Linked DNA regions of Homo sapiens: region 1 is linked to region 2. Evidence: chromatin loops called from intact Hi-C (ENCODE). Cell type or tissue: OCI-LY7. All regions are shown on one strand. Each heading gives the region's core, and the rest is flanking DNA. Links, peaks and the distances in the headings are about the cores only. Region 1 has its middle 33 kb from the start of ABCG1. Region 2 overlaps ABCG1 (ATP binding cassette subfamily G member 1).

Region 1 (15,796 bases), core at 2,318-10,317, 70 kb after region 2:
TTGAACCAGCTCCTTGGGTCTAAGTGCCCACATCACTTCTGTATTCCTTCTTGAAAATGGTATCATCGTAACGTCAGCCCTGGCAGAGCGTGCCAACTCCCTCCCCATCTGTCATGAACACCTAACCCTCCAGCCCCACCCAGACTGGCCAGGCCTCCCTGCCTCTTGCACAGTGACTGAGTGTGATGCCATCACAGTTCTGAAGCCAGGCTGCCCTGTAGAATCACCTGGGGAGTGACTGTCACCCCTGACCCATAAGGCAGGAGCTTGGGGTGTGGGATCCAGGAAGAGGGGACTCCAGTGGGTGACCAGAGTTGAGAGCCATGCCTCGGGTCAGTCCTGAGCCACTGGAGGTGGCAACGCTGATGGTCAGTGTCCTCCGTCTCTTTCACAACGCTTTGCCAGTCCCCTTGCACACATACCTCAGGGGCTTTGCACCCCTGCTGCAAGGGGCCATCTGCTTTCCTAACCTGGTCTGCTGGTCTAAGCCCATCAGGCTGCCCTCACTGCCGGCCTCACCTGCTGGTGCAGTCTGAGGTCATTGCAGGCAGGATTTGTGTATGAGCTCAGGCCACGAGGACATGAGGATGAGGGTTTTGCTTTGTTTTTTCCTGATGAACCACAGGATAAGAAATGATTCACTCTGAAAAATACGCCGCAGACTATTTTCTTGCTCTGCTGAAAGCTCAACAGGTCTGAGAACCACAAAACAGCAAGGAGACTGTGGTGTGGAGACTGTGGCGTGGAGACTGTGGCGTGGTGGCTGGCTGGGATGATGACAGGCAAGGGAGTGGCTTACCCGCGGGGGCTTCACCCTGCTGGAGCACCCTGGGCCATGCTGGGAAGGGCAGGAGCTGTGTCTCTGAGGGCCCCCCTGGAGCCTCCTGCGGGGACCTCCTCTGGTCACCACCCCTCTGCATCTTTGGTGTCCTTGAGCTCAGTCATCCTCTCCTTACCTTTCAGAACCTGCTCTTGGCATCTGAGACCAGCTGTTTGGCCCTCGCTCCTCTCAGGGGCGTTTGTATTCAAGCTGTGCTGTGTGCTGTGGAACTGTGTTCTGCCATTTAAAGCCATTCTGGCAGCAGTGGAGGAAGCTGTCTAATGGGGGGTGGGGTGGTGTCAGCTACGAGTCCTGGAGGAAACATGGTCCTTTCCATGTAAAGAACTTGATGAATAAAGAATAACGAAGATAATGAAGTTAATGACAATTAGCGTTTTTAGCATTAAAGATGTCATTCTCCAAAGCAGTCTTTTTTAAACCACTGAGTTGCTTTTTCTAGTCCTCCTGGAGTCTATATTCTAGAATATTCTGGGCAGGAGCCAGGGAGAAAGCCCAGGAGAGAGCAGGGTAACTGCAAATGCCTTCGGTGGGCAGGGCAGGCTGAAGCTGGGAAAGGGAGAGCTTGAGATGTGGGGGATTTTTCTTCTTAATAAAAATAAGGAGGGGTTTGAAGAAGGACCCTGTGGGGAGTCTAGCAAATCTACACCGGCTTGACGCACCTGTCCTTTTCAATTCACAGAAAGAGCTGCCCTGATCGCTGACTCTGGCCCACTTCCAAAAAGAGAAACTGGAAAGGTGTTAAAAAAAAAAAAAGGGAGAAGGGTTTGGGAATAGGAACACGAAGAAGGAAGCCAGGGGAATTGGATTTGACCGTAGGCAGGCAGAGGGGGTGGTGTGGGAACAGGGAAAACAGGTCACAAATTGTCACACATGGTGGTTTCTGTACAATAGGTGTGGGGAGAAGGTGCGTGAGGGAAGAAGGGGACAGCCAGGTCCAAAGACAGCGAACACAGGGCCCAGTGCTTCACTGCTTTGCCCTGAGGCCGGCTGTGCTGCCCTTCCATATTCTGATCTTTGGAGAACCTGCCCAGGCAGTGTGATTTAGTGAGCGGGAGTGGCTATGAACCACATTGACACGTGGCTACGAGCCACAGTGATGTGTGAAGGCACGCCTGGAATGTATGCCCCTCTGTTTTACTGGACAGTGCAGGCGAATTTGTCTGCAAGAACAATGACCCATTTTAGATATAGCCCCTAGTGGGAACCCCTCTCCTGGGAGCTTATACTTGGAGAGAACTGGGCTCCTTCATGATTTCATTTGTAAACTTGGGAGGGCTTGAGACGAATGCAGACTGGCCGCACCTGCTTCCTCAAAGATTTTCACTTTCTGCACTGCCGTTGGCCTTGTCATGTTAACAAATGTCTCAGGCTCCGGTGGCCGATGAGTTCTGGGATGTACGCTGCTGTTGGCAGTGGGATGTTTATTGTGTGTTTTCTACAGAGAAGCAGCTGCTAGGATGAGGCCTGTCCACAGCAGGCCAGGTAAGCATGAGCTGGGACAGAAAATGAAATAGCGCCGTCAAAACTAACATAGAAAGTCACGTTGGGGCAGAGCATTTTGCTCCCCAACACGGGAAGAGGGCTCCTAAGAGGTTCCCAACTGTCAGCGGCAGAATCTTACAGCCACAACACCTATTAAATAATTGCAGGATGTGGAAAATGGAAAAACCACATAAAAATATCTCATGTAGCTGGAGTTGAAAGGCATATGTGTGTAGTAGGCTGCCATTTGATAGAAATCACAGACTGTTGTTGACCAAATCTCAAATCTGCTCACCAAGACAGTCCAGGTGCTGCCCACATAGCTGGGACAGTCCCAGTGGCTGCAGGAAAACCGAAAGGCCATTTGTGCCTCATGGGAGCCGAGAGGACAGAAAAGCAAAGCTAGTCAGTGCCTCCCCAGGGTTCAGAGGGTTTCAAAGGCAGTAAGTTGGACAGCTCGGGGTCTAGATGAATGCTCCTCCTCAGTGTGCTGTGAACCTCCCACAGTCACCGCTGGATGTGGACAGCTGTTCCCTACCTTCAGGTCTCCAGCTGATGGCAGGGGGTCTGGGGATGGAAAGCGGAGCTGAGTGGAGTGGGTTGCACAAGGTGGCATGGAACACCTGGTGTATGGGGCCACAGAAAGCTCACCTGCTACCTGGAACCCATGAGATCCTGAGCTCCTCAGGACAGTGGGCAGGGCCCTTCCAGCAGAGCAGAGCCAGAGGCGGCCAGGGACTAACAGTGTGATTCCGTTTCAGCCTTCCTGGCTCCTGGCTGCGCTCTTTAAAAGTCAGACTGGGGGCCCTGTGTACAAATGTGCCCTGATAGCAAAGGTTTTGTCTTTAGAAACCATCGAAATCTTAACTTAAAAATTTCGAATATTCAGATCTCTTTATAAAACCTGATGGAGCACTGGAGACAGGATCTTTAAAGTTGCTGGGGCTAAAAGCCCACCTCCCCCTCAGCCGCAGCTCTGCAGCGGGTGCCCCAGCAGCTTGCGGCAGGCGCCACTGTCCACTTCTCTGGTCTGTAGGCAGCGCACACCATCCCGTGTTGGCAGTCCCAGGCGAGCCAGTGCTTTCGTGGGCTTATTGTTCAGCAGTGAGAATGCATTTTCCCATCTGTGCAAGGGTGAGGTTCCCAGGCCAGTCCATAAAAGCCTGTTTTTGTTTCATTTGTAAATAGATTGCCTCACTGTAATTCCTCATGGTACCAAACTGTAGGACTCAGTATAGAGAGCTCTGCAACACTGTGGGTGTTGGAAAAATATTCCAAATTTGGCCCCTGGCCTCCAGGGCTATAGGCTTGGTCTTCCCTTCACACAAGATCTCTGGAAGCCCACATGCCACAGCCACACAGGTGCTGAGGAATCCACTGGGATCCAGGCGGGGTTTTGTGCAGGGGCAAGTATGGCCCAGCATCACCTACAGGGTGGTTCTTGGCCAGGGGGACAACCCCAGGGCCGAGGAGGTGAGATGGAGATGACAGGATATTGGTTAACACAGTCATTTCTGAGGGTTGAGACTTGAGAGCTCCGATGGCTTCTAAACTGTGTAGCAAGGGCTGATGAAGCGAACACCAATAGAGCTCCCGTCAGCACAAAGTATCTCACCTGAGGAGGAGGCCATTCGGGTTCATCTTACATGCCCAGTCCGATCTGCCAGTACGGCTGTCACTGCCTTAATTCCTGTGGAGCCAAGCCCACACTCAGCGGGGCCTGAGGCTCTGATTGTTTAGTGATGTCTGCCACGGAACGGGGCAGGGACACTGTGCTGGGAATTTGCCAACCCTGGCCACATCTTCACTGGGAAAGTCAGTACCTGCCATACTTTTAGAATTCCCCATGGAAAAATGTGCTCTTAAATGCAAGCTGACACTGGGGTCATTTTCAGAAGTCCATACCAGAAGCATTATTTGTCAAGGATTCTACAATTGGGCACATAAATCTAAAAATGTTCTATGCCAAATGGCATCTATGCAATGTCAGGGAAAAAGCAGGCAGTCATGTTCTGGGGAAAAGGTTTTGTTTTCTGTACACAAAATTAAGTCTAGTCTAGAGAGCTGAAATCACTAGTTTTAAAAAGTTGAATGTTTCCCACTTCCGTGTCCAGAAAAACTTAGCTACAAAGTATATTTACAGCCACTGTATATTGCACTTGAGTTGCTTCTGCAATTTTATGTTGCCATACTTCATAACTCTTCAAAGTTGTATAGACACTAATATATTTTGGGACATTAAATAATATATTGTCAACTGATTTACAACATAATTTAAAAGATGTATTATAACTGAAATGTAACAATTCAATCATTCTTTTCTTTTTTTTTTTGAGATGGAGTTTCACTCCTGTCACCCAGACTGGAGTGCAGTGGCACAATCTCAGCTCACTGCAACCTCCACCTACTGGGTTCAAGCAATTCTCCTGCCTCAGACTCCCAAGTGGCTGGAACTGCAGGTGTGCGCTGCCACGCCTGGCTGATTTTTTGTATTTTTAGCAGAGATGGGGTTCCGCCATATTGGCTAGGCTGGTCTCGAACTTCTAACCTCAGGTGATCCGCCCGCCTCAGCCTCCCAAAGTACTGGGATTACAGGCGTGAGCCACTGCGCCCAGCCCAATCATTGTCAATTTAAAGTGTTTTTCATTCATAACTGTCCCCTAAAATGATAGGTGTCAGTGAGTCTGGGAACTTCTCCATAAGCAGTTATTGAAGGGCAAACAAATGATTAAAGCTCTCAAGGGGAGTTTCCTGGGAATTCTAGGATAGCAGAGGATCTTGGCTGACTGCGATATTCGTGCCACCCCATTGCAAGAGTGTGCACCATGGCACAGCTCATATCAGAGGCTGAGACAGGGAACTGTTGTCCCGGAAGCATTCACAGGGCTTGCAACCTGCTTCCCAGCAGATGCAAGTGTTGGGCCTGGAGCTCGTGTGGGAAGGACTGACTTCTGAACCCACAAACATCAACTTTCCACTGAAATCCACTGCAAAATGTCCATGCCTCTTAAATTGAAAAAAAAATCTTTTTAGCAACATAACTGAGCTCAACCAATATGAAGCAACCATATGTAGGACATCTTTTTGAATGAAGGAAGGAATGAATCAATGATGAACAGATAGATAAAGAGATAGATAGATGATAGATACATAGATAGGTAGGCAGAGAGAGAGAGATGATAGATTTCTAAATGAGTAAATGCCTTGCCCAGCCCCCTTCTCCCTGGGCTATGTCTGACTTCCGCTCGTGGTTTCCATCTTAGCCCACAGCCAAAGCTCTTCCTGGTTGCTCAGTCTTAGAGCCAACTTCTTAACTACTGGCTGTCTCGCTGTTGCAGCCTAGGCTGTGTGACTTGATCACAGGAAATACACTGGTTTCTCTTTCTGGCTGAGTTGTTGCTAACACTCCTGCAGCCCTTCTCTAACTGCAGAAGAGAAGGAGACAGTCGGCGAGGCCTCCACAAACTAAAAGCCTAGCAGTTCCAGACTGTGGGTGGTGGACAGTTTCATACTTTCTCCCAAGCAGATGTCTGTAAACTGCTTCCATTATTATGAAAGCAGTAACTACCTGTTACCAAGTGACTGCCCCGCGCTCAGCACTTTACTCTCAGCGCAGCCTAGCACTGTGGGGATTATTTAGGGTGGCTTTGCCAGGACTGGGAAGGAGGGGAGAGGAGTTCCTGGAAAGTGGGAATTTCAGTGCTAAAACCAGGACAAGTTGGTCCCTCCAAAGTGATTCCCATTTTCCAGGTGAGGTAACTGAGGCACAGAGGAGCCCCTGGCTTGTCTAGGGCACACAGCCAGTGGGGCAGCTGACTTCTGACCTCGTTTACTCTGATTCTAGGGCCTGTGCTAGGAAGCATGGACTTCCTCCTGCATGTTCGTATCCACATAGAACGGTCCAGTTGTCTTTCTCAATGGTCCAGACACAAGCTTTCGGGCCCTGGGTGAACCCTGAAAGACATAAGGAATAGACATGAGCTGCAGCGTTCAGCCCCCCTGTGGGGTACCCACCTGCCCCTGCTGGGGTACATACAATCTGAGTCAGCTGCCCCCACCAAAGGATGCCTCCCAATCTCCCCCAGCTCTCACCTCTACACCAGGCCTCCCCTCCATGAGCACGACCCTCACCCTGCTCAAACTCCTGCACCTCCTCTGACTCAGGGTACTGCCCTGTCCATGCCAGAATAGAACCCTATCCTGCTCAGCCCACCTCATGACTTTAGGACCAAATTATTCAGAAAACAAAAAGAAGCGGAAGATCTCTTTCGAAAAAATAGGATAAATTATAACAAAATAAAGATATATGAAACAATGCTTCTAGCCTTTTTCACTCCCAATGCACGTATCAGATACTTAAAAATTGGGTGTATTTCTGCTATGGACTCCCAAAATCCACGTGCTGAACCCCTGATTTCCAATGTGGTGGTATTTGGAGGTGCTGCATTGGGGAGGAGATAAGGTCACGAGGGTGGGGCTCTCATGTTTGGATTGGTGCCCTATACAAAGAGAGAGACACCAGCATGTTCATGCTCTCTCAACCCTAACCATGGGAGACACAGCAAGAAGTCTTCTGTTGGCCAGTCACGAAGAGGGCCCCCACCAGACCCTGACCCTGCCACCACCCTGATCTCACACTTCCCAGGCTCTGGAACTGGGAGCCTGTTGCTTTTGAGCCACCCAGTCCCCATGGCGGCCTAAGCTGACTGAGACAGAAAGTGGCCCTGAGGAGTGGGATGCTGCTGTAACCAAGAACCACAAATATGGATGCAGCTTTGGAGCTTGGTGATGAGTGGAGGCTGGAAGAGTTTGGGGGTCCATGCTAGAAAAAGCTGAGATAGCTGTGAAGGAAGCACTAAAGTCAATTTGCTGAGGGCTCAGAAAGGGGAGAGGAGAGCTGGAGGGAAAGCATTCATCATCTCAGAGGACACACAGACAACCATGAGCAGAATGCTGGTAGGAATACCAAAGGCCATGTGGGTGAGGTCTCAGGGGGAAATGAGAAACATGGCGTGGGACAGCAGAGGAAAGGTGATCTTTGTTATAAAGTAGCAAAAAACTGGGCTGACATGTGTTCCTGTTCTAGTGTTTTGTGGAAGGTGAAACTTGTAAAAGATGAAATGGGATCTTTAGCTGGGAATATTTCCAAGCAAAGTCGTGAAGGAGTGGCTTGGTTCCTCCTGACTGCTTATAGTGAAATGTGAGAAAAGATAATGGATTGAAGAAAGAATTGCTAAGCAAAACAGAACTAGAACTTAAAGATTTGGAAAAATCTCAGCCTATCTATGTTGTAAAAAATGAGAAGCCATGTTCAGAAGAGAACACTAAGGCTGTGGCCTCCAGAACTGTAAGAAATAAATTTCTGTTGTTTAAGCCACCCACTGTATGCTGTTGTGTTATAGCATCCTGTATTAATCCGTTTTCATGCTGCTGATAAAGACATACGTGAGACTGGGCAATTTACAAAAGAAAGAGGTTTAATGAACTTACATATGGCTGGGAAGGCCTCACAATCATGGTGGAAGGCGAAAGGCACGTCTCACATGGCGGCAGACAAGAGAAGAGAGCTTGTGCAGGGAAACTCTCCTTTTTAAAACCATCAGATATCGTGAAACTTATTCACTATCATGAGAACAACATGGGAAAGACCTACCCCCATGATTCAACTACCTCCGATTGGGTCCCTCCCACAACACGTGGGAATTCAAGATGAGATGTGGGTGGGGACACAGCCAAACCCTATCATACCCCAAGCAGACCAAAACAACATCCTTCCATAACTTCCTCTGATCATAACACATAAGTAATTGTGAGTGTGTGTGTGTCTGTGTGTGTGCATTATTTATGTGAGGTAGTTTTCCTTTTAAATCACTATGGAATTGTACTAATCATGTTACCTTTTCCATATCTTGAAAGCATTCCATGGCCATATATGCAGATCGTACCCATTATTTTATTAGCCACATCATCTTTCCTTGAATTGTAAGTGCCATAATTTATTCAGCTATTCTCTGATGTAGGAACATGAAATTTGCTTCCTTTTTTTTCTGCTAATACTGTTACTGGCATAATTTTCCTGCTAATACTAATACTGGCAACTCTAGCTTTGTCTTTTGTGTGCATGTTCTAGAAATGGTCAATAATATATTCTTCTCTATTAGTCATGGTTTTTCCTTAACTAGTAGTTTGTTTTTAAGAAATTGACAGTTTTACCTTATTTTTTCCTCTTATATTTGAAACAACTTGGGCTTATTTGTTTTTGAATGACCATGTTTTTTATCCCTGGCTGTCCTAAGATACTGAGATACTTGCATCTTTTTTTTTTTTTTTTTTTTTTTTTTTTTTAGACAGAGTCTTGCTCTGTCTCCCAGGCTGTAGTGCAGTGGCGCGATCTCAGCTCACTGCAAGCTCCACCTCCCGGGTTCACGCCATTCTCCTGCCTCAGCCTCCTGAGTAGCTGGGGCTACAGGCACCCACCACCATGCCTGGCTAATTTTTTTGCATTTTTAGTAGAGACGGGGTTTCACCGTGTTAGCCAGGATGGTCTCGATCTCCTGACCTCGTGATCTGCCCGTCTCGGCCTCCCAAAGTGCTGGGATTATAGGCGTGAGCCACCACACCCGGCCATACTCACATCTTAACAGATCTTAACAGGAGAGTAGCTTCCCGTATTGCTAAGGAACTATTCTGACCGATATAAGGGGAGAGTGAGGCCTCATCAACCTGGAAAGCCAAAAAGCCACGGCTTTAAGCAGTGGTATACTGATCCACACTGAACAATCAGATTTGGGGGTTCAAAATAACTCCCTGGCTTGTAGAGTTTGCCAAATTCCATGGTGTCAATGCTCCTACCACTGACCAATTAAAAGTGCCCAATATGACTTCCCTGGACACATCAGGAAGAGAGGTGCAGCTGCACCCTGTCGTGGAGTATTTCCACCATCAACAACCTCCGGAACTGACAGAATAAAATGGGATAACATAACTAGGAATTGATAAGGTTTGAGGATTGAGGATTTAGTACTCTTGGTTTTAAAATAATTCAATTTTGGACCAAGAGTGGGTTTAACGATTGGTCCCTACTGGCCAGTGGAGGCCACTGCCAGCTCCACTGGCGCCAAGTCCCTGCAGTTTCACTGGAGCCATCACCTCTTCCTCCTTTTCTTCCCCCACGGCCAAACGCACACCAATGACACTGTGAGGCTTACCAGAGCAACGAAATATTCCACCCAAGGAATTCCTCACTTCTGGGCACAGAAATTGCTTATGGTTTAAAAAAAAACTATTTCCCAGTCTTCTAACCATTAAGGTTTTAAAAAAACATGAGGCTCAATTGTCCAGTGGGTCCCAGGTATGTTAACTCAGGGAGCTCCTCTTCATTTTTCTATACAGACACCCACACCCCATGCCATGCACACAGACTACACACACCACACACATGCCCCATATATACACCACACACACACCCCACACATATACACCACACACACAAACCACACACACACCACACATACCCAAACACACATTCACCCCATGCACACCACACACACAGGCACATACACACACCACACATATACACCACACACCACACACACACCACACATACACACCACACACCACTCACACCATACACACACAACACACACATACCCAAACACACATTCACTACACGCACACCACACAGATGTGTGCACACACGCCACACACATCACACATACAAACGACACACACCACACCACACACCTCACACACATCACACAAACCACACACCACACACACAAACCACATACACCACACACCTCACACACATACCGTGCCACACCACATCATATACCACACACAACACATACAACACAAAACACCTACCTCACACACACACACCATAAACACACACCACACCACACACCTCACACACACACCACCACACATGCCACACAACACACACACTACACACACCACACCACACATCTCAGACACACACCACATCACACTACACCACACACCTCACACACACAACCACACACCTCATACACATACCACACACATATCACATATACATATACCACATACCACACACACACACACAACACCATACATCACACACACCATACCACACACACACACATGCACACAGTGTACCACACACCATACATCACACACACCACACACCACATCCACACACCGGACCACACACCATACAGACACTACATACACACTACATGCACACCACACATCACACACCACACATCTCCCATACATACACCACACCACACACCAGACATATACCACACAAACACACCACACACACACCCCACCACATACACACACTACACACACCGCACAGACACACTTACACCACACACACACATATATTTTTCCCTCTTCTAATAAACCATTGGCTTTGAATAGCTTATCTACTAAGCAGTCTCAGAATAGTTTGTATGTTTTTACACTTGTCTGCCTAATTTGTTTAATGTCATGAAGTCCCCTGCCAGAGTGATGTGTGCCCTGAGAGTCGGGCCGGCAGGCCTGGATTCCAGCCCTCATCCCTCAGCTGACCAGTCCCTGATGCTGTGCAGTCACACCACCTCTCCAGACCTCTTCACGAATAGGCAGGGTGGTGTGGGGACATGGTGCTGCCTCAAACATAAAACCTAGAAGAACAAATCCATACCCAAAGCCAGGTTTGGGATGCCCATGGCTGAGGATGGCTGGCTGGGCTCTGGGGCTGGAGGCAGGTGCTGGAGGGTCAGGAGTGAGGTGGGGATGGAGACAGCTCCCTGCTTAAAGCAGGGCAGGGGTCAGGCCAGCCCTGCTGGTGAAAGTGACTGAGAAAAAGCTGCTGCTGCCGCTGGCTGGGCTGGGCTGGGCTAGGGCTCCTTGGCCAAGGACACTGTGGGCAAGGGAGGGGATGGGTTTCACAGATGGCAGTGCTGAGACTCTGCTAGACAAGCCCCAGCCCCTAGGGAGAAGGAGGCTGGCCCAGGTGAGCCTTGGGATGGGAGGGAGCTGGCAGAGAGGGGGCCCAGAGCTGCTCCTTGGTTGGGGGACAAAAAAACAGAAACTCAAGTTCTCATGCAACATGAGCTTGCAAACCACAATTCTAAAACACATGGAGACGTCTAACAATCCACTGGCTTTGAATACCTTACTAAGCCTTCATAATAGTTTGTTTAAGTTTTTACAGTTGTCTGCCTAATTTGTGAGGCTTTCAAAGCTCCCCCCACTTTTTTTTGAGATGGAGTCTCATTCTATCACCCAGCTTGGAGTGCAGTGGAGTGATCTCAGCTCACTGCAACCTCCACTTCCTGGGTTCAAGCAATTCTCCTGCCTCAGCCTCCTGAGTAGCTGGGACTACATGTGCGTGTCACCACGCCCAGCTAATTTTTTGTATTTTTAGTAGAGACAGGATTTCACCATGTTGGCCAGGCTGGTCTCGAACTCCTGGCCTCAAGTGATCTGCCCACCTCAGCCTCCCAAAGTGCTGGGATTACAGGCGTGAGCCACTGCACCTGGCCTTTCAAAGCCTTTTTTAATGCCATGGAGTCACATAACTGAGTGAAGAGCTATCTGAAAACCAGGGCCAGCAGACCTGGATTCCAGCCCAAATGACCGATCCCCAAAACTAGCATTGGAAACATTAGAAGCATGCATTCACATCAAATAGAATTAATTTTATAGGACATTCTGGCGGAAATACTGAAGAAATTATTCAAATGTAAAAGAAGCAGAAGAAATTATTAAACAAAGAAAAAAGATATAAAAAGAGAATCACATTAAAAATTTTGAAAATGAAGGGTAGAATAATTGAAGTTTAAAACAAACCTTATACCTGGCAAAAAAAAGTAAAAAGAAGGAATTAATATAGGTAAAAGTAGAAGTCCCTGAGTTAGAAATCAGACATAGGTAGAATGGATGAATGGTCTGGTTCTTTGAAAAACATCTCCAAGAGAGAAAATTCAAAAGCCAACTTAGTTCTTTAAAAACAGGTTTAAAATACAAAAGTTGGTTTTCTGCTGATTCTTGAAGCTGCATCATTGTAGTTTGTTACACGAAGCTCTCTATTTTATGTTTAGACATTTCCATATAAAAAACTAAAAAGAGAGAAGAGAAATAGCAAGAAAACATTAACCAAAGAATACATGTAAATATCAGAAAAATAAATGTAAGGCAAAACCATGAGCAATAAATAGAGTGTCAGTACTCAATGACAAAGCTTCAGTTCACCAGGACAGTAAAACAAACATGTCTGTAGACAGGAGAGGGCCTTTCCCCAGCTCTCATCCTCACTGTCTCATGGCTTTTCCTAGGAATGTCAATTCCCAAGTACTTCTGGCCTGCCCTGCCTTCCGTATTTCCAGAAATGCCTTCTAACACAGAGATGCAGTCACTGCTAGTTGCGAGTTATACAGAACATCCCAAAATGACAGAGCCCCAGAGACATAGGTGACACCAGCCGCATCTGTGACATGAGAGAACACAGGCATGTTTCAGGCACAAGCAGAACATTTACAAAAATTTACCTAATTCCAGGACACAGAGCAAAACCCAAAAAATGTTAAAAATTTGGTTTCATGAACATTTTATTATTTATCCACAATTAATAATTAAACACAAAAGATAACTGGGGAGAGGGAGCACATGTTTAGGAATTAATAAATACACTAACTCACTCATGGGTCAAAAAAGAAACTATGTTGAAGTTAGAAAATAATACAAAAATTAACTCAAGATGGATTAAAGACTTAAATGTAAAACCTAAAACCATAAAAACCCTAGAAGAAAACCTAGGCATTACTATTCAGGACATAGGCATGGGCAAGGACTTCATGTCTAAAACACCAAAAGCAATGGCAACAAAAGCCAAAATTGACAAATGGGACCTAATTAAACTAAAGAGTTTCTGCACAGCAAAAGAAACTACCATCAGAGTGAACAGGCAACCTACAGAATGGGAGAAAATTTTTGCAATCTATCCATCTGACAAAGGTCTAATATCCAGAATCTACAAGGAACTTAAACAAATTTACAAGGAAAAAAAACCCCATCAAAAAGTGGGCAAAGGATATGAACAGACACTTCTCAAAAGAAGACATTTGTGCAGCCAACAAACATATGAAAAAAAGCTCATCATCACTGGTCATTGGAGAAATGCAAATCAAAACCACAATGAGATACCATCTCACGCCAGTCAGAATGTCAATTATTAAAAAGTCAGGAAACGATAGATGCTGGTGAGGCTGTGGAGAAATAGGAATGCTTTTATACTGTTGGTGGGAGTGTAAATTAGTTCGACCACTGTGGAAGACAGTGCGGCTATTCCTCAAGGATCTAGAACCAGAAATACCATTTGACCCAGCAATCCCATTACTGGGTATATACCCAAAGGATTATAAATCATTTTACTATGAAGACACATGCACACATATGTTTACTGCAGCACTATTTACAATAGCAAAGACTTGGAACCAACCCAAATGCCCATCAATGATAGACTGGATAAAGAAAATGTGGCACATATACACCATGGAATACTATGCAGCCATAAAAAAGAATGAGTTCATGTCCTTTGCAGGGACATAGATGAAGCTGGAAACCATCATTCTCAGCAAACTAACACAGGAACAGAAAACCAAACACTGCATGTTCTCACTCATAAGTGGGAGTTGAACAATGAGAACACATGGATACAGGGAGGGGAACATCACACACCGAGGCCTGTCGGGGCGTGGGGGGCAAGGGGAGGGAGAACATTAGGACAAATATCTAATGCATGCGGGGCTTAAAACCTAAATGACTGGTTGATAGATGCAGCAAACCACCATGTCACGTGTATACCTATGTAACAAACCTGCATGTTCTGCACATGTATCCCAGAACTTAAAGTAAAATTTTTAAAAAAGAAAATTAGAAAATAATAGTTTAGCCCTAATAAACTATCTTAAATCTTAAAGAGTACAGATTAAATGTTTCTTAAAGTGATATTTGAAACCCTAAAAGCTTACATTAGAAAACAGGATAGGCTAAAAAAAAAAAATGAATTAAGCTTCCAGCGTAAGAAATTAGAAAAAGAACAAGCAAATAAGCACAAAAATATCAGAAGGAAGAAAATAATAAATACCAAATTGACAATGATAAATTAGAAAGCCGACTGCACCAGGCCCCTGTGCCCAGCTCAGATCTATGCAGTTTTTGTCTTGTTCCAGCTGTGGCCTCAGCCAACAGCTGCATGGGGGCTCCATCCTCTGCCAGCTGACGGCCCTCTCTTGTTACTTGGACAAAGAAGTCTGAGGGAATTCCATGCCCTCCTCAGTAGGTCCCAGCAGGGTCAAGAAAAAAAAATCAACAATTGCTCAGAGCAGTGGCAAACATTTTAGCATCCAAGAAACAAAATAATTCTTTCAAGCACATGGGACCAGGTTAAATAACTGTAAATAAAGTTTTAGAAAAAGTTTCAGCAAGTTTTTAGAATTACCACCATTCAGAGCACTTTCTCAGACCTCAATGCAATTAAGTTAGAAATCAACAATACAAGCACTTCAAAAGTATGTTAGAAATTAAGGGCCGGGTGCGGTGGCTCACGCCTGTAATCCTAGCACTTTGGTAGGCGGAGGTGGGCGGATCACCTGAGGTCAGGAGTTTGAGACCAGCCTGACCAACATGGAGAAACCCCATCTCTACTAAAAATATAAAATTAGCCGGGCGTGGTGGCGCATGCCTGTAATCCCAGCTGCTCGGGAGGCTGAGGCAGGAGAATCACTTGAATCCGGGAGACGGAGGATGTGGTGAGCCAAGATCACGCCATTGCACTGCAGCCTGACTCCGTCTGGATTAAAAAAAAAGAAAGAAAGAAATTAAAATGTCCTCTTAAATGACTCTGGGGTTAGGAAATGGCAATTTCTAACCCAAGAATCATTTGAGTTAGGGGATGCCAGCTCCACCTGAATGGATGGATGGCAAGAACACGTCATATTGTCATAGATGAATATTACCCCTAGAAGCAATTAAAATCAACAAACTCAAAAGTGGGTTTTCTGTAAAAACTAATAAAATAGACAAGCATCAGCCAGAATGACACAGAAAGGGAGGCAGGGGACAGAAAAGACAGAGGGAGAGGAAGAGGGAGTAAAGAGAATAAATTATGACTAATGAGAATGAAAAGGGGATTTAATGGCAGTGAAATTTAAAACACATCTATGAGATACTATGAATAACCTTGTCCAATGAACCTGAAAGCAGCAATGGAAGGGATCATCTTCAGAGAAGTAAACATCACCAAAACCGAATCGAGAAGAAATCGAACACCTGGAAAAACCTATAACCATTAATATACATTGATTTGGTAATCAAAACTCTCCCACCTCCCTAGAGATCCTAGATAGAATTTCAGATGAGTTTTTATCAAATCCTCAAGAAATAGATTATCTTCATCATACACAAATTATGCTATACATACATACATACATTAGCATT
Region 2 (15,796 bases), core at 2,341-10,340:
TTCCGGTGATCATGAGTATAAGGAGATAACGCTGGAATGAAGCTGCTCCTCCTAAAGGCCAGCTGGCCAACCCCAAACCAGGCACCCCAGATGAGCAGGGCATCCGACAGCCGCCATGTGACGCACGTCTTCTTCTGCTTCCAGCTCTGTCACTGCCCTGGAGGCCCTGAGAATGTCAGCTCCATGAGGACGTGAGCAAGACCAGCTTCTTGATTATCATGCCCCGCGAACCTGGAATGGAGCCTGCACAATGGTTACTGGAAGGAAATGTTCGTGGCACTCACAAGACAGGAAGGGCTCTTGGCACAAATGAACCTTGAGCAACATCCCGTCTCAGGCAACGCCGTGGCCTTGTCGTCTCTTCCCACACCTCCCTTCTGACAGGACAGACCCCTTTGGGACCAGAGCCATCAGGCAATGCCCAGAGGCCACTGCAGGCCCAGCCGCCTGGCCCCTCCCCACAGTCTAACGGCAGGATCAACCTACTTCAGGCATTTTTACGGGGTTGCTGGCTCCGTCTGTCTTGTGTTACATAAGCACAAACCCCTCCCCAAGTGGGCGAGACAGAAGTCATCAGGAAACCCGTAGACAATGGCCATGGAAATGTGCCTGTTGTGTTCACTTCTGAGTAATTACATTTTGCTGTAAATGTCGCTGAGGTGTAGAAAACACAGAGAAGTGCGCAGACCATAAATACACAGCTTCACATGCTTTTCCAGATCGAACACACCAGGGTCCCAGCCCCCAGATCAGAACTGGGACATGGCCCACTCCTAGGAGCTCCCTCACGTCCCCTTCCTGTCGCTTCAGGGCTAACTACTTTTAAATCTAAAGTAAACCCCCAAAGGTGTTGATTTTTAAACAAAGAAATACAACTTTTCCAAAACAAACAATAAAAAAGACGGTTTCCTCCCTTGGAAATGAAGGCAACATTCCTTTGCCCATGGAAAAGTCAAGGCACCTTTCTGAGATGGAGATTACCCCCCAGTAATCCCATGAGCCCTGTTAGCTGCTGTGGCTGGGCTATACCACTTGCCAGACAGCCCCTGGAACAAGGTGGTTCCGGTCTAGAAGGAATTTCAGGAAGGCACTGAATGTTTACATTTCCTACATTAGCTAACAGTGCTTTGCAAAGAGAACCGAGACCTGTCAACTGTCAACACCTAGGAAGAGTCGGGGGACACGGCAGCATCGCTCGGGGCTAGGAGAGTTTTCCTCACTCTGTAGAAATGTGCCCTTGAAGGAGGCACAGGCAGGGCCAGCCCAGTCCCCTGGCAGAGGCCATGAGTCACAGAACGGGCCTCACCAGGCCAGAGCTCACTGGGGTGGGCACCGCGCCAGCCTTGCTCCTGTCACTCCGCTTAGGCCTCACAGCAAGCGACTACTGTGTTCTTCTCCATCTTTTACAGGTGACATACAAGAGCTTGGAGAGGGTTAATGACCTGCTCAAGGTCACACGGTAGGTCAGCAGAGGATCCAAGATTCCAACCCCTTCTGCCAAACCCGGAGGCGGCTCTTGCACCCGGGGCCAAGAGTGCCTTTGCCAGGCCCCGCAGAGCGGTTCCCAGCCGTTCCCCTCCTCCCTCCCTCCTCCTCCGAGTGGGCATATTCCCATTGAATCAATACAGTCAGCTCAATCCAGAATTGTGCATTTAGTCTGATATCGCATGAAATATTGAACAGAGGATCAGAAGGAATTTCAAGCCTTTCCCCTCATAAAGAAGAAACCCCGTGGGTCACCTAAGGCTAAGAATACCACCCAGGTGTGGGCAGGGTAGCTGGCAGCGCTGATGCAGTGAGATGCTCTGAAATCTACGGCCGTAAGAATTCCTATGCCCATTCAAAGAGATCTTCACTTGTGCAACTGACCTTTACCTTTCAATTTATTTTTCATTCCACAAAACATCCTCAGAAAAAAGAAGAATTCTTGCCAGGATGTGGGAAGGTCTCCTGTCCCTTACGGAGGACTCAAGCCCTGTTTACATGAAGGACTCCTTGCAGCCTCTGCTAGGAAGTATGCTTCCCCAAGCCAAATGCATGCTCCCTAAGGCTTCGTGTGAGAAAAACCTCTCCTACTACCTGCCCAGCAACCAAGGGATCTGAGCCCCTTGGGAACCATTAACCCCCCAGTCCTGGTTACCTGCAGAACATAATAAGCAAGTGACTAGCTCACTCAGGTTTCATTGAACGAGTTGCAGTTTGGAAAGGGGCCGGCTGCTTCTCGAGAGACCCTGGGGAAGATCGGTCATTGGGTTTTGTTTCCCAGCAGCACCAACAAAGGCGTGTTGTCCACCTGCACTGGGCTGGGCTGGGACCAGGTGAAGTGGGCACCCGCAGAGAATCAGGGCCTTGTTTTGTGGTTGTCCAAATGTCAAATGTTACTCTGATAGCTCAGCGTTCTGACCTCTCCGTGAGTTAAGTACGCCATAAACATAAATGTGGATAAACAGCAGGGACAAGAGGCCATCCTGTGTTTATGGAGCTCCGCGGCCGAGGTTGCAGCGTGTTTCACCATCCTTGTCTTGTTCACTCACCCGCCAGCTTCCCGAGGGGGCCGGGCCAGGCAGGACATTCCTCTTCCAAGCCAGAGCGAGGCAATGCGTCTCCTCACAAGCGGGCAGTCCCCGATACACAGAGGGACTCTCGCTCGGGGTTTCAGTGGAGAGAGGGGGTGGGGAGCTGCCCAAGCTTCCCCCAGGCCCCTGTGGATTCTGTGCCCCTTCGACCAGGCCAGGGAGTCTGCGATGGAGTTTGCTATCCTGCTTGTCTGTTTTCTCAGGAGTCATCCTTTCTCATGGGAGAAGATGCCATGCAGACAGTACTGTTCCCACCGGCCGCTCCCGTCACCCCACATCCAGGAGGTCAGCTTTCCAACCGCAAACATCAAAACACTGTCACCCTGGCCTGAGCACAGCAGGGTATCTGAAATCCCCTCACAAATGCCTCCGTTTAGTAAACTTGCAGCCAGCAGGACTCCAGAGCTGCCTGGGTGGGGCGGGAGAGGGGGGGTGGTGGAGAGGGGGAAGGAGGACAAGAGCACCCGCCCCCACCTCACCGTACTAGAAGAAGAAAGAGGGTAGAAAACGGGAGAGAGGGGCCGGGTACGGTGACTCATGCCTGTAATCCCAGCACTTTGGGAGGCCGAGGCGGGTGGATCACAAGGTCAGGAGATCGAGACCATCCTGGCTAACATGGTGAAACCCTGTCTCTACTAAAAATACAAAAAATTAGCCGGGTGTGGTGGCTGGCGCCTGTAGTCCCAGCTACTCAGGAGGCTGAGGCAGGAGAATCGCTTGAACGAGGGAGGCGGAGGAGGTTGCAGTGAGCTGAGATGGTGCCACTGCACTCCAGCCTGGCAGAGCGAGACTCCGTCTCAAAAAAAAAAAGAAAATGGGAGAGAGGGAGGCACACAGCTGTGGGGCTGTGGGGAAAAGTGGGTAGCTCATGGGGGAACAGAGGTGGGGTTTGCTTTCTGGGTCCTTGTTCAGTTTCTGGGATGCCTCTATTTTCCTTCCTTCCTGCTAAGGGATATTTTCCTCTCCTTGGCTCCTTGGCAGGAGCTGCTTGGGGCTGAGTGCAAAGACTGAGAGGGGAAGTAAGAAGTCCATCCTGCTGCACTGTCACCTCTAATGCCACCAGTTGGTGTGCGTTTGGTGGAGGGGGTCACTGGGGAGTTGGGGCCCTTCCATGCGGCTCCTCTCCTCCCTAAATAACATGGTTTTAGATATTCTGGTGAGCTCTTTTGAAAATCTTTTCAACTTCAAAAGAACCCAAACAAAATCCTGCAGAGGGAACCCTGGGGAGGGAGACTCTGCCACACTCAGGCTCCCCGGCTTGTGTTTCACAGGTGATGAGCCCCTGGCAGGAGCAGCAGCGTCATGGGTCTCAGCATCTCAGGCCCCCTCGAGAGGAGCCCTGGCCCCAGCCGGGCCACCATTCGGCTCCGTGGTGGAAGCTGGGTCCTAGAAATGCTTGCCGCCCAATGCCACCTGCAGGGTTGAAGTGAGCATCTACTCTGAATGCCTTTAGGGCCACGTGACCAGCTTCACCCGAGAAGCAACACAACTCATCCTCACCTTCCTCCATGGGATCGCCAGGAAACCCCCAACCATAGGCCCTTCCTGCCCCATGAGCTGCTGACAAGACTTTGCCACTGATAGCGACCACCCCCAGGTGATGGGGCCCTCCCTGGACTTGGACTGACCACGTGCAGGATGCCGCACTGGCCTGAAGAAACCAGGAGGGAAGGGGAAGAGCAAGCCAACACCACCGTCCAACCCACAGCTGCTGAGCTTCAGGGCCGCTCAAGCCTGGGGGCCTTCTTTCTCCCGCTGTGCTCCTTTGCCATTGGCCTCTCTCTCCCCTGCTCTTTTCCTTTCTTCCATCCAAAGGGAGGAGGGAATGGGCTAATGAGAAAACACCCCACCTCTGCCTCTTCCTAAACCATGACCTGTGGCAAGTGGCAAATCTGTGAGCTGCTTTCCCTCAAGTATACTCCCATCACCGAGTAACTGTGTGGATTACATGCACGTGCGAATGCCCACTGGTTTGCAAACACGTGGCTCTAGCAACCTTGTCAGTTTTTATCAAATGAGTGACAGTTAGGAAACAAGGTAATGGCCAGCTCCGCAGAGGCAATGCCACTCGATTTGCCTCCATAGCCTGAGGGCCCACATGATGACTCCAGCCAGCCAGCCTCAGTCAATGCACCTTGAGTGGACGGTTGGATGGGGGCATGATGACAATGCTTGAGCCCTGTAGGCCAGACATCGGCACCCTTTTTCCCTGAAGAGCTGAATCACAGACATTTTCGATTTTGCAGGACACGCAGTCTGTCACAAACACTGAGCTCTCCAGTTTAGCAGAAGCTAAAGCTGCCACCTGTACATGCACGGCTGTGGCTACTGCAACAAAACTTCACTTACAAACTCAGGCAGAGCACAGATCTGGTCTCCAGGCTGTGCTTTGCTGACTCTGCTCCAGAACTTTGGAGCTGAGCCCAGCACCAGCGACATCTGGGAACGCAATGTCGTCTCTCTCACACCAAGACATGTCTCCCAGGCAGGGGCCTTTGCAAGGTGGAAGAAAATCCAGCTAAGGCTGGGGATGCACCCTGTGTTCTTGGGGGAAAACAGGGTATGAGAACAGGACAACTGAGGCAGGTCTGAGAGAAAGGCAAGCTTGGATCACCACCAGGAACAAGGGAAAGCACTGGCTATGCCCTCAAGGAGCTCCGAATCCTACGGTTCTCCAGAATTCTGGAGTGAACGACTCAAACTCCCCTCACATGAGAAGGTTGATTTGTCAGCTGATAAAGAAAGTTCTGGAGCAGCTCCCTCCTGGGTGCTTCTAGACAGCCACTGTGCCCTCCTAATTAGGGAACAAAGCTGCTGCTGGGGGCACCACTCAGAGCTGCAGCTTTCAGAGCCACCTGCAGGGGGCAGCCCTCATCCCGAGTCTTACAGCAGCTGCCAGCAGGCGCCCTACTCCCCTGAGAGGCAGAGGAAGGCTGACCTCGGCTGTTCTCTAGTAGAATGCTCTAGAGGAGGATTAATGGAGGGATGGATGGAGGGATGGATGGAGAGGCTGATAGAGTGGATGGAGATATGGGTGTTTCCAAAATTCAACCGGATACACAGGGAACATGTTCAAGGCAACCCCCAGTTGCAAATCCCAGAGTGAGTTTCAGGAGTGCAGCACTGGGGACTCAGGGTGTGGTGAACTCTGGATGGAGAGAGGGATGCATTGAGGGATGGAGGAAGGGATGGAGGAAGATATGGAGGGAGGGATGGGGGGGATATGGAAGGTGGGATGGAGGGAAGGATGGAGGGAGAGATGGAAAGAGGGATGGAGGGAGGAATAGAGGGAGGGATGGAGGAGGGATAGAGGAAGACATGAAGGGAGGGATGGAGAGAGAAATAGATGGAGAGATAAAGGGAGGGATGGGTGGAGGGAAGAATTAATGGAGGAACAGATGGAGGGATGGTTGGAGAGGCTTATGGAGTGGGTGGGGAAATGGGAGGAAGGATGGATGGAGTAAATGAAGGGATGAGTGGAGGGATGAGTGGAGGGGAGGATTAATGGAGGGATGGATGGAGAGGCTGATGGAGTGGATGGGGAAAAGTGTGGAAGGATGGATGGAGTGGATGAAGAGGTGAGTTGAGGGATGAGTGGAGGGATGGATGGAGAGGCTGATGGAGTGGATGGGGAAATGGGAGGAAGGATGGATGGAGTAAATGAAGGGATGAGTGGAGGGATGGATGGAGAGGCTGATGGAGTGGATGGGAAAATGGGAGGAAGGATGGATGGAGTAAATGAAGGGATGAGTGGAGGGATGAATGGAGGGGAGGATTAATGGAGTGATGGATGGAGGGAAGGATCTTCATGAAGCCTCAGTCTGTTCCTGAAGAACGCCTTTTCTAGCATGGGCCTCGCGGTGCAGGGAGACCTCTTGGGACTGTGTATGCAGTTCAGTGGCCAGTGTAAGCACATATGCAAGTATGACATTCTTCTTTGCCACACATTTCAACACATTCTGATTTCTGGAATATTTCATCCACTGTGGAAGGCAGTAAGCATTGTTGGAATGTGGCCAAAGTGAGGAGGCTGGCTGGAGTCTGGAGCTCTCAGTACGGTCCTTCCCCAGGGTCACCGCCACGCCCTACACAGCTGTCTCAGCAACATGCTTTAGGACAAGAACGCTTCAGGTGGAAGGGGGATGGCCCCCAGCACGTCCACTCCCACTGCCAAATGAGCTCCAAGTACGTCCTGCTAACACTGTTTGTAGTCACCAGTCCTGTATCTGTATGATAGCACCGGGCAATGGAAGAATAACTCAGGCCAGATGCTGCAGAGGCTGCGGGTGCCATGGATATTCTACATAGACTCCAGCCCAGCTGGGTTCCCAAAAAGCTGCCTGCAAATTGATTGACTGGAATCTCCTGGGGAGTTTGAGAAACGCTTCTGAAGGAATTGGCCTGGGGCATGACCCAGGAGATTCCAGTGGGCCCTGAAATTTCCAAATCGGCTCTAGATTCGGCCTCTAATTAGCCGTGTGACCTTGGGCAAGTTCCTTGAGTTTTTAAAATTTGTTTTCTTCATCTGGTAATGGGCATGAAATGAGTACTTAACCTTAAGGGTGTCTGTGAAGACCAAACAAGAGAATGTGTTCGAAATGCCTCACATTGAGCCCGGCATATAGAAAATGGTTAATAAACACTGGCTGCTGCTGGAGTTGCAATTACAGACAAAACATCACAACAAAATGCATGCTGGAAAGTGCAAGCAATGTGAGAAGGACGGCAAGAGGGGTCTCTCTTCATTTCCGGGAGTGACAGCTGCGCTGACATAGCCACGTGAATTAAGAATCCTGACTGGGTCCTGGAGCCTGGGGAGGGCATGAGCTCCCACCAAGGAGAGTGGACCTAAGGCTTCACATTGCAGACCCAGTTCCTTAAGCTCGTGATCATTTCTGAAGAGCCAGAGCCTATTCCTGCAATGCTCCCAGATCCCTCTGAATGCAGAGAAGCCATCAGTCTCTGGGAGGAGCAGAAAGGGCTGCCTGGTGGGAACCCTGTCCCCAGCACTCTGAGAGCTGACCTGTGCCTGTAAAAACTGTGAGAACTGCTTTCTCTTCATGGGTCAGTGTCCCAGAGAATGCAGATGGGATATTTGTTGTGACATTATTTCTCATCACCCAGGCACGCAGGTGACCTGGAGCCACAGCCATCTGTAGCCAGTACACCCAGCCAGGGTGTGGATACTCTGCGGCCTCTGGATACTCTGACAGGAAGGTGTGAGTAGGGACCAGACACCACAGTCTGGCCAAGAGAATGGCGGTACAGACAGACCAACCTCTCCTGACCATGTCCCGGAGCCCCAGCAGAGAGGGCCCACCCTCTGTAGACTCCGGGCAAAAGTTGGAAGACCACCTCCTGGCGGGAGGGCAGGCAGGTAAGTGTTCTGTCTGTTGCACTGCTAGCATCTTTCTTGTATGGGAAACCACTTATGAGGTTTAATCTGCCTAAATGATCGCAGCAGCCCTAAAAGGGAGGTATATCACGCCCAGGTTTCACAAGACAGGGAGAGGCTTGGGAAGGTCACGGGCCTCACCCAGAGACCCTTGGAAAGAAAGGGTGCACACCTGGATCCAAGTCAAGGCACCTGACTCCCAGTGGCTCCCCCTAATGGCTGCTACTGCTCTAGGGGCTCCCTGGCTCCAGCTGGTTCACTCTGGGGGACACAAAGAGATGTCCTAGAAAACAAAGTGGACATTTGTCCAATAACAAAAGTTCCCAAAGACTACACTATCAACCATAGCCCCATTCTCTGCAGAACTCACCAGTTAAGAAGGAGAAGGCTCAGGGTGCTGTTCCCCAGGAGCCCGAGAGGCCACGGCAGGAGAACTGGAGAGATTTTCATTGAAAGTCGGGCCACATCCCCTCTAAACAGGTGAGGGGCTTGAGCATGGATTAAAGGGAAAGTCAACACAAACAAAACCAGGAGAAACAATGAGTTTGGGCTCTGAGAGCTGCTCTGTGATTTCTGTGAAAACATCCCAGCCCTAAGTGGGGAAGAGAAGAGCTCACAGCTGAAATTCTAACTGGCGTTTCAGCCTCCTCGTGCGCTCCTTCTGCCTATTACAACTGAAGGGGCCCTCAGTGAGTGCGTCTGCCCTGTACACACAGTGTGCACACACAGGCCATGATACACACCCATGCCATGCACACACCATGTGCACACAGGCACACGCGCATGCACACACACCCACACATGGACATGTGTGCACTCACACCATGCACTCAGACACACATCACATACACGTCTACCCATATACACACATGTGCATCATGTGCACACACACCATGTACACACAATCATGCGTGCACAGACACACCATGTACACACTATCATATGTAGGCACAGACACACCATGTACATACATCCTGTGTGCACACACACGCCCCCTGCACACCGCGCCCCACTGGCTGACTAGTTCATCAGATCACTAGCAACGGGGCCCTGCCCCTGCGCAGGTACTGAAATATAACTGGAAATCATTTACATCTGCCTGTCAGGCATGAAGCATTTTCCATCCCTGCGGTATTTTTATACTTCTAAAAGCAGAACTGGTCTTTTTCCAGGCTTCTAAACCTGGCTGGAACAATTAAGAATAAAATCCTTCCCATTATTTAAATTATGCCAATAGCACCAATAAGGTTGCCAAATGATCTCCAAGTCTCACATCAACTTCAATCTGAAAACTACACAGCAGGACCCAGTTTCCCCACCCAAAGCCGTGATTTTTCTTTGGATGCCAACATTGATGGGATGAGCCCAGCTGCGCTACACTCCCTCCCCTCCCCCTCGCTCCCCATTCATCTCAGCCCAGAGCTGAAAGGGGCTTCTGCTCAGAACGGGCTGTCTTGTTCTCCCAGACCCCTCTTCCTCCCTCCCCAAGAGAAAGCTCAAGGCAGAAAGGACAGAAATCCATATTCTATGACATCCAGTGACATTTCCTTTTTACTCTACTTGTTTCTTCCCCCTAATGCCTAAGGGCCTTCTCATCGACCGCCTCCATTTTCGTGATCATGTGGCAAAGCCACGCGCTGATCAATCCTCTTGCTTTTTGCACCTTCTGAAACAGGAAGGGGGCTTTTGTGCCAACAAGAAGAACAGGAAGAAGGTCTGGGAAGTTGGGCTTAATAACATCAAAATGGATCTCAAAACACACGTGAGGGATTCTAAGTCACAGGGGGCAAGAACTGCTCATAAAATGAAGACAGTATCATTTGCCCACTAGTGTGCAAAGGACAGGCCACCCCTCCCTACCACCCCTCAGTGAGTGTGGGGCAGGAAGCCCACTCTGGCGCCAGGAGAACAGCTGATTTAATTTGTCAGACTATGAAAATCTGCCGCTGGATTTCGAACGGATGCTGTGCTCTGAAGTCCACTGGATGACAGGCAAAGCTGCAAGCATCTATGTGGTTTCTCCAAGCATGACTTTAATGGCCTTAACATGGTCACCCGGCCACAGCCAAGGATTGTTTTCTTGTGTCATCCGGTTCTGGGGTCTCCCTCACATTCAGCATTCCCCATCCATACTTCTGTCCATTTCTCCATCCCTCCACTGCCCCCAGTCCCTTTCCTCCACCAGCCTCCTCATCTCATGGGTTTCATCCCTGCGCCTAACTCTAAGCAGCACCAGCAGCTGTCTCCTTCCTGCCTGCTTAGATCAGATATTTTGAACTGTGCTATGCACAGCTCAGCATCCCACAAGTGATGGGGAATAGTCACATCAATAAATATCGTGCAAAGGGAGTAGTTACATCAATAAATATCACCAAAATGATGTTCAGTCTCCCTTAGGCACCCCAAGGAGGCACTCAGACCCCAAGGAGGCACACACGACCTCCTCACTTCCCTATAATCCCAACAATAACAGCTGGCAGGTCCATCGATCTCACCCCCAGTCCTACAGAGGGTCCCCTGATGCTCCTTCAAAGCCAAGTTACCCTGCAGACAAGGGGCACAGTGGCACGGTGACGTCAGGGTTATCTCAGTGGAGTCCCTCACGTGCGGTTTCCCTTTAGGGTTCCCTAGGAAACAGAGTGGCATGGGGGTCATACCAGGCCTTCCAAGACCCTCGCTCTCTAGGAGGGGCTGCTTGCCTGGGGGTCCAATGGCATCGTGACTGCCTCTGCCAGATGGGTCTGGCCAAATGAAGGCATTTCTCCATACCAAGACCCAAAGCAGCTCTTGACAGAGGCTTCAGGGGAGAAGCAGAACCCACATGATGGAATGCACATTCTTCTGTACCTTCCTAAATTGTACCAAGTGGGGTCCCAGCTTTCCCCCAAACCACATGATGGCTGGGATGATCCTTCCCCCACAGCGGTGCCGGCTCATCTCTGGTCTGCTTCTCTGATCTGCTCTGGGCATCTGCCTTAGTTGGAGCTGCTGCTGACCTGGTCTTTATGTTTCTGCCCTTTACCCCAGCTCTGCCAACTTCCGGCATCTCCAGCTGAAAGGATCCTCCCTGGATGCAGGGCCAGGCAGGTGCAATCCCTGGGAACAGCCTTTGTCCCACCAGCTCCTCCAAGGCTAGCATCTGGATCTTAGACACCTCGCCCACTGCATCCTGAAGCTCTGACCATGACCCTCCCTGTGTGCTAATGCGGCATCCAGGCGTGCCGAGACTGGGAAGGCGAGTCTCTCCTGCCAGGTGCTCTGCAGAACACATAGGTGGCAGCTGCTGCCATGAAACTTCTTCCCACTGCTATCCTCAAGCAGCAGCTTCCCCAGCACCAGAACCTCACTCGCCCCAACACCACCTGGGCGGGGATGATGTCAGGGAGGAGGGCTTCCCTCTGATGGCTTTCCTAAACCTGCTGCCAATGGGGGTTAAAATCCAAGTGGGGAAACCTTAAAACGCCAAACCCAAGAGGTGGTTGCTCGGAAAGTAGGAGGGAAAGCCAGGCAATGGGAGGGTGATCCCCAAGCTGCAGTCACCGGGCCAGGAAGGTGCCCCTTGTCCTTCCAAGCACCTTTTCTGTGATTAAAGGTTTATTTGGGACACATCTCCAAGCTGAATGACATCAGAGTCACCCCCGCTAAAGAAAAATCATAGTCCAACACCAACCAGAGACCATCCAAAGCAGCCATGGCTGAGTCTCAAACAGGACAACGAAAGAAGTGTCCCTAACCTGCCCCAGCTGCCCGGCGGCCCTGGCTTTGTGTTTCTCTGTGCTCTCAGGCATCCCAGCCCCACACACTGGCTCGCACTTGGCCCGTCCACACACAGACATTAAGGAGCTGGGTTCTGCTTAATGACAGCGATTATCGCTGCTCTAATATATCAAATTACTATCCTCCCAAACCCAAATTCAAACTCTGAAAGAAAAAGGAAAAACAAGCAGAAATCCAGCACAGGCACAATGGTAGGCACAGGGAGATTTGGAAAGCTTCCAGAAGCAGGAGTTGGCTGGCAACCACGAGGTCTTATTGCTCTCCCTGAACATTTACATTGCTGAGATTTCTGGAAAGAATGACAGCCAACAGCTCCTTCTTGTCCGGGCAATGGCACAGATGCTCTCATCAAACCCTTGCCCCCGTGCATGGCCACATCCAAGAAGCATTGCGGGGAGAGCTTCAGAATCAGCGGTTCCGTTTCCACAGCTGGGGTTTCCAGCAACCCAATGGCATGGTCAGGGTGGCTGCCAAGCAGAGGGATGCCTCTGAACTCAGCTTCCTGAGCTTCCCTGGTCCTTTCAGATTCGACGGACACGGAGATGATGCCACATGCAAGCCTTGGGCCTCGGCTCTGTGCTTGTCTTGTAAAGTAAAGCAAGGACTTTGGGCCTGCACATGACTTGGGAGGCCCTCCCATGCCCAAGGCCAGTGCTGGCGTGGCCTGCCTGGGAAGAGTAGGGGCTCCAGTGGGATTCTGAGTCTCCCAGCTCTCTCTGGGTGGGCCCCCACTGTCTCCCTCTAGGACCGACTGTGCCTAGGCCTGGGGTTCAAGGCCTTCTTTCCACAATTGGGCCCTTCCAGACACGTTTCCCATTCCCCCCGCCTCGCCTCCACTTCCCCCACACCAGGCTGGTCTGGTCAGGGTCTCCCAAACATGCGTTGGCCGCTGCCATTCATCCCATTGAAAAGGACCACCCTATCATCCCAACCTTGTCCTGCCCGCTCATCGAGCCAGTTTTGTGGCCCCAAGAAGCAAGTAAACTTCACACGGTGGCTGGCCACAGCTCTAATCCTACATCGAGTCCTTATTCATCTTCAGACTTAAGACAACTTAGTGTATCTCGCTGAGCCTCTGTTATCTCATTTGTAAACTGAGGTAACAACACGTACCTCCTTCCACCTGGTGCTGCTGGGGAGACAAAATGAGATCAGGACTGTGAAGCATTTGCCACCCGGTTGGGCCTCCATGAATACAGGTCCTCCCTTTCCTGCCCAAACCTAAAGCAAACCTCCTTCCTCCAAGCACTTGTTCAATTTGCAGACTCATCATTTTACCATCAGGAGAGTCAAAACAGTAGGGCCTGGAGGCAAACTAGTCAGGTCTGAATCCCACTTCCCTCCTGGGTAGGTCACCGACCGACCGTGGGCCTCTGTATTCCAGAGGAGATAGTGACAGCCCTAGCTCCTCACAGGGTATGGTCAGGCAAGTTCATGTCTGCTGGGCGCTGAGCTGTCCCTGTGTTCGTTTCTGTTGTTGCCTTTGTGTTGTGATCCCTGCCGTTCCTGCCAGCAATACCACTTAGTGCTGCTGTTGCTTCCCTTCATGTGTCTGGTGGGTCTCTCCCAAGCCGATCCCTGCGGGGTCTGGGGGCCACCTTCCTATACCCCGCACACACCCCTTGTTGGGCTCCTGACCCTGCCTCCATGCCAGCAGCACAGCATGCCAGGGAGGAAAGGGGTAAGTGCAAGAGAGACAAAGCACGTTTGTGTTATGTTCCCATCAGTGAAAATGAGACTCAGGAATGGCCCACATGGAGGGTACCGCGGGAGAGACCCTGACCTCACACAGGCAAGTTCTGTCCACTGGCGCTCACTGTGTGTGTGACCCAAAGAACTAAAATCTCAATGACCATGAGCGGCCACCAGAGGAGGCCTGCAGGGAGGCTCATGGGTGGCCCCTGACTCATTCCCTGGGAGGTCCCAGCCCTGTTTTCAGGGCTCTCTTCCAACAGGCTAGCTGGACTGTGCTCCTCCACGTTTGGGCACCACTGCATGCGGCTGCCTATCTCTGGGAGCCTGGAGTCCCCCTCCATGCAGGATGCCCAGAGCACCCACGGGAAACCAAAGACCACTGAGGCATGGGGCAGGGAATGGGAAGTGAACTGGGTTTGGATCTGGCTTCCACCCCCTCTATAATGCCTTCAAAATAAGACTGGAAGCACCAAAGTCCCCAAAGAGCTGGGTCCACTCTGCTTGTCCCCTGGGAACATGGCTTCAATGGGATGTGCCACCCCAGGAGAAGGTCAACACGCGCAGCTAGAAACCCTCAGTTCCTCCTCCAGTCTTCATCTCTCCTCCTGTCCCCAAGAGTCCTCAGTGGTTTAGACTTAGAATCCTTTAAACGCCCCCTCCCCCTGCACCCCCATATGTGTTCACACGTGACCCAAGACACACAACACACGGGCACCTTCCTCACCCAGTGAGGACTCTTCATCCCCCTCTCACTTTTTTTTTTTTTTTGAGATGGAATCTCACTCTGTCACCCAGGCTGGAGTGCAGTGGCGCCATCTCGGCTGACTGCAACCTCCGCCTCCCAGGTTCAAGTGATTCTCCTGCCTCAGCCTCCCAAGTAGCTGGGACTACAGGCGTGCACCACCATGCCTGGCTAATTTTTGTATTTTTAGTAGAGATGGGATTTCATCATGCTGGCCAGGCTGGTCTCAAACTCCTGACCCTGGTGATCTGCCTGCCTCAGCCTCCCAAAGTGCCGGGATTACAGGTGTGAGCCACTGCGCCTGGCCCTCCCTCTCACTTCTTTACAGCTCCATACCGTCTTTTTACTTTTTTGATTTCAAACTGCCTTACATTTACAAAATGATGATGCTGATGATGGCAATAGCTGATGCTTATATAGATCTACTATGCCGCAGGGCACGATTCTAAGCTTTCGCATACATTAACTCACTTAATTCTCAACACAGAACTCATTTAATTCTCACCAGAACCCTGCAAGGTCCATATTTCAATACACCCAGATGAGAAAACTGAGGCACCAGAGACCTAAAATAACCTTCCCCAAGAACCATAGCTAGTAAGCAGAAGTGAAACCGACCAGAAACAGAACTTAAACTGAGTGGTCTGGCTCCGGAGTCCACACACAATATGACACTTACTTTCTGTGCAGATCACTTGCTTGTGAGATGTGAGGAAGAAAAATAAATGAATAAATCAATGAAAAATAAATGTGCCCACGAGCCAGCCAGGCGGTAATCTCAGCAACACACCCCAGGCCCGGCGCCCCTCCCTCATCCCAGTCCCCTGCCTTCACCAGATGTCCCCACTCTCTTGAATGGTATTACATCCTTGTTTTTCTCTATCTTGCACCACGTTCGTATTTATCCTTTAACAATTTTGGTGACTTTTGAATGTTTTGAAGTTTTTAGAAAAGGCATCACATTGCATGTGTTCCAGGAATTGCTTTTTCTCCCTCTCCATTATCTTGTCCATGAGATCTGTTCTTGTTGATGCCTGTAACTGTGCTTCATTTCTTTTCTGGGCTGTATAATATTCCACTGTGGACCCATCACAGTTTGTTTATTCGCTCTTTTTTTTTTTTTTTTTTGAGAGAGGTCTTGCTCTGTCACTCAGGCCAGAGTGCAGTGGCACAATCATGGCTCACCGCAACCTCAATCTCCCTGGCTCAAAAAGTCCTCCCTCAGCCCCCCAAGTAACTGGGACTACAGGTGTGCACCACCATGCCCAGGTGTTTTTTTTTTTAATTTTTTAAATTTTTTTATTTTGCAGAGGCAGGGTTTCGCCATGTTGCCCAGGCTGCTCTCGAACTCCTGGGCTCAAACAATTCACCCGCCTCGGCCTCCTAAAGTTCTGAGATTACAGGCGTGAGCCACCGCACCTGCCTGGTTTATTCACTCTTCTTTCAATGAGCATTTGGGTCATATCCAGTCTTGTTGTTGTTATGAACAGTGCTGCTGAGAGCGCTGTATTCAGGTCGAAGTGAAAATGCTGGGCCACAGAGGGTGCGTATCTTCAACTCAGCTTCATGAAGCCAAACAACGTCTGTGGCAGCTGCCCTGCACCCCCCACG

What was found. Peaks named below come from ENCODE experiments on the same cell type or tissue, not always from the same donor. Only the 100,000 strongest peaks of a DNase experiment are listed, where the experiment ranks them.
Region 1: a loop joins it to region 2, with 4 times the contacts of the local background. A loop is called at or near these places in 14 of 110 quality-filtered maps.

Annotation. Positions count from the first base shown.
Region 1 is chr21:42,178,279-42,194,074 of GRCh38, reverse strand. No RefSeq gene overlaps it. Among named protein-coding and RNA genes, the nearest start is that of ABCG1, 33 kb to the left of the region's middle. RefSeq lists enhancers at 573-1,073, 5,439-5,598, 5,739-5,978. In OCI-LY7, for the core only: no CTCF peak of the experiment used is centred there; DNase peaks (open chromatin) are centred at 4,794, 5,214 and 5,644; H3K4me3 peaks cover 2,509 bases; H3K27ac peaks cover 4,257 bases.
Region 2 is chr21:42,248,420-42,264,215 of GRCh38, reverse strand. The region is part of intron 2 of ABCG1 (ATP binding cassette subfamily G member 1); the gene reads right to left. Among named protein-coding and RNA genes, the nearest start is that of ABCG1, 37 kb to the right of the region's middle. RefSeq lists an enhancer at 2,608-3,108. In OCI-LY7, for the core only: CTCF peaks have their summits at 5,214, 5,430 (motif pointing right) and 8,214 (motif pointing left); DNase peaks (open chromatin) are centred at 5,455 and 8,995; H3K4me3 peaks cover 1,194 bases; H3K27ac peaks cover 2,064 bases.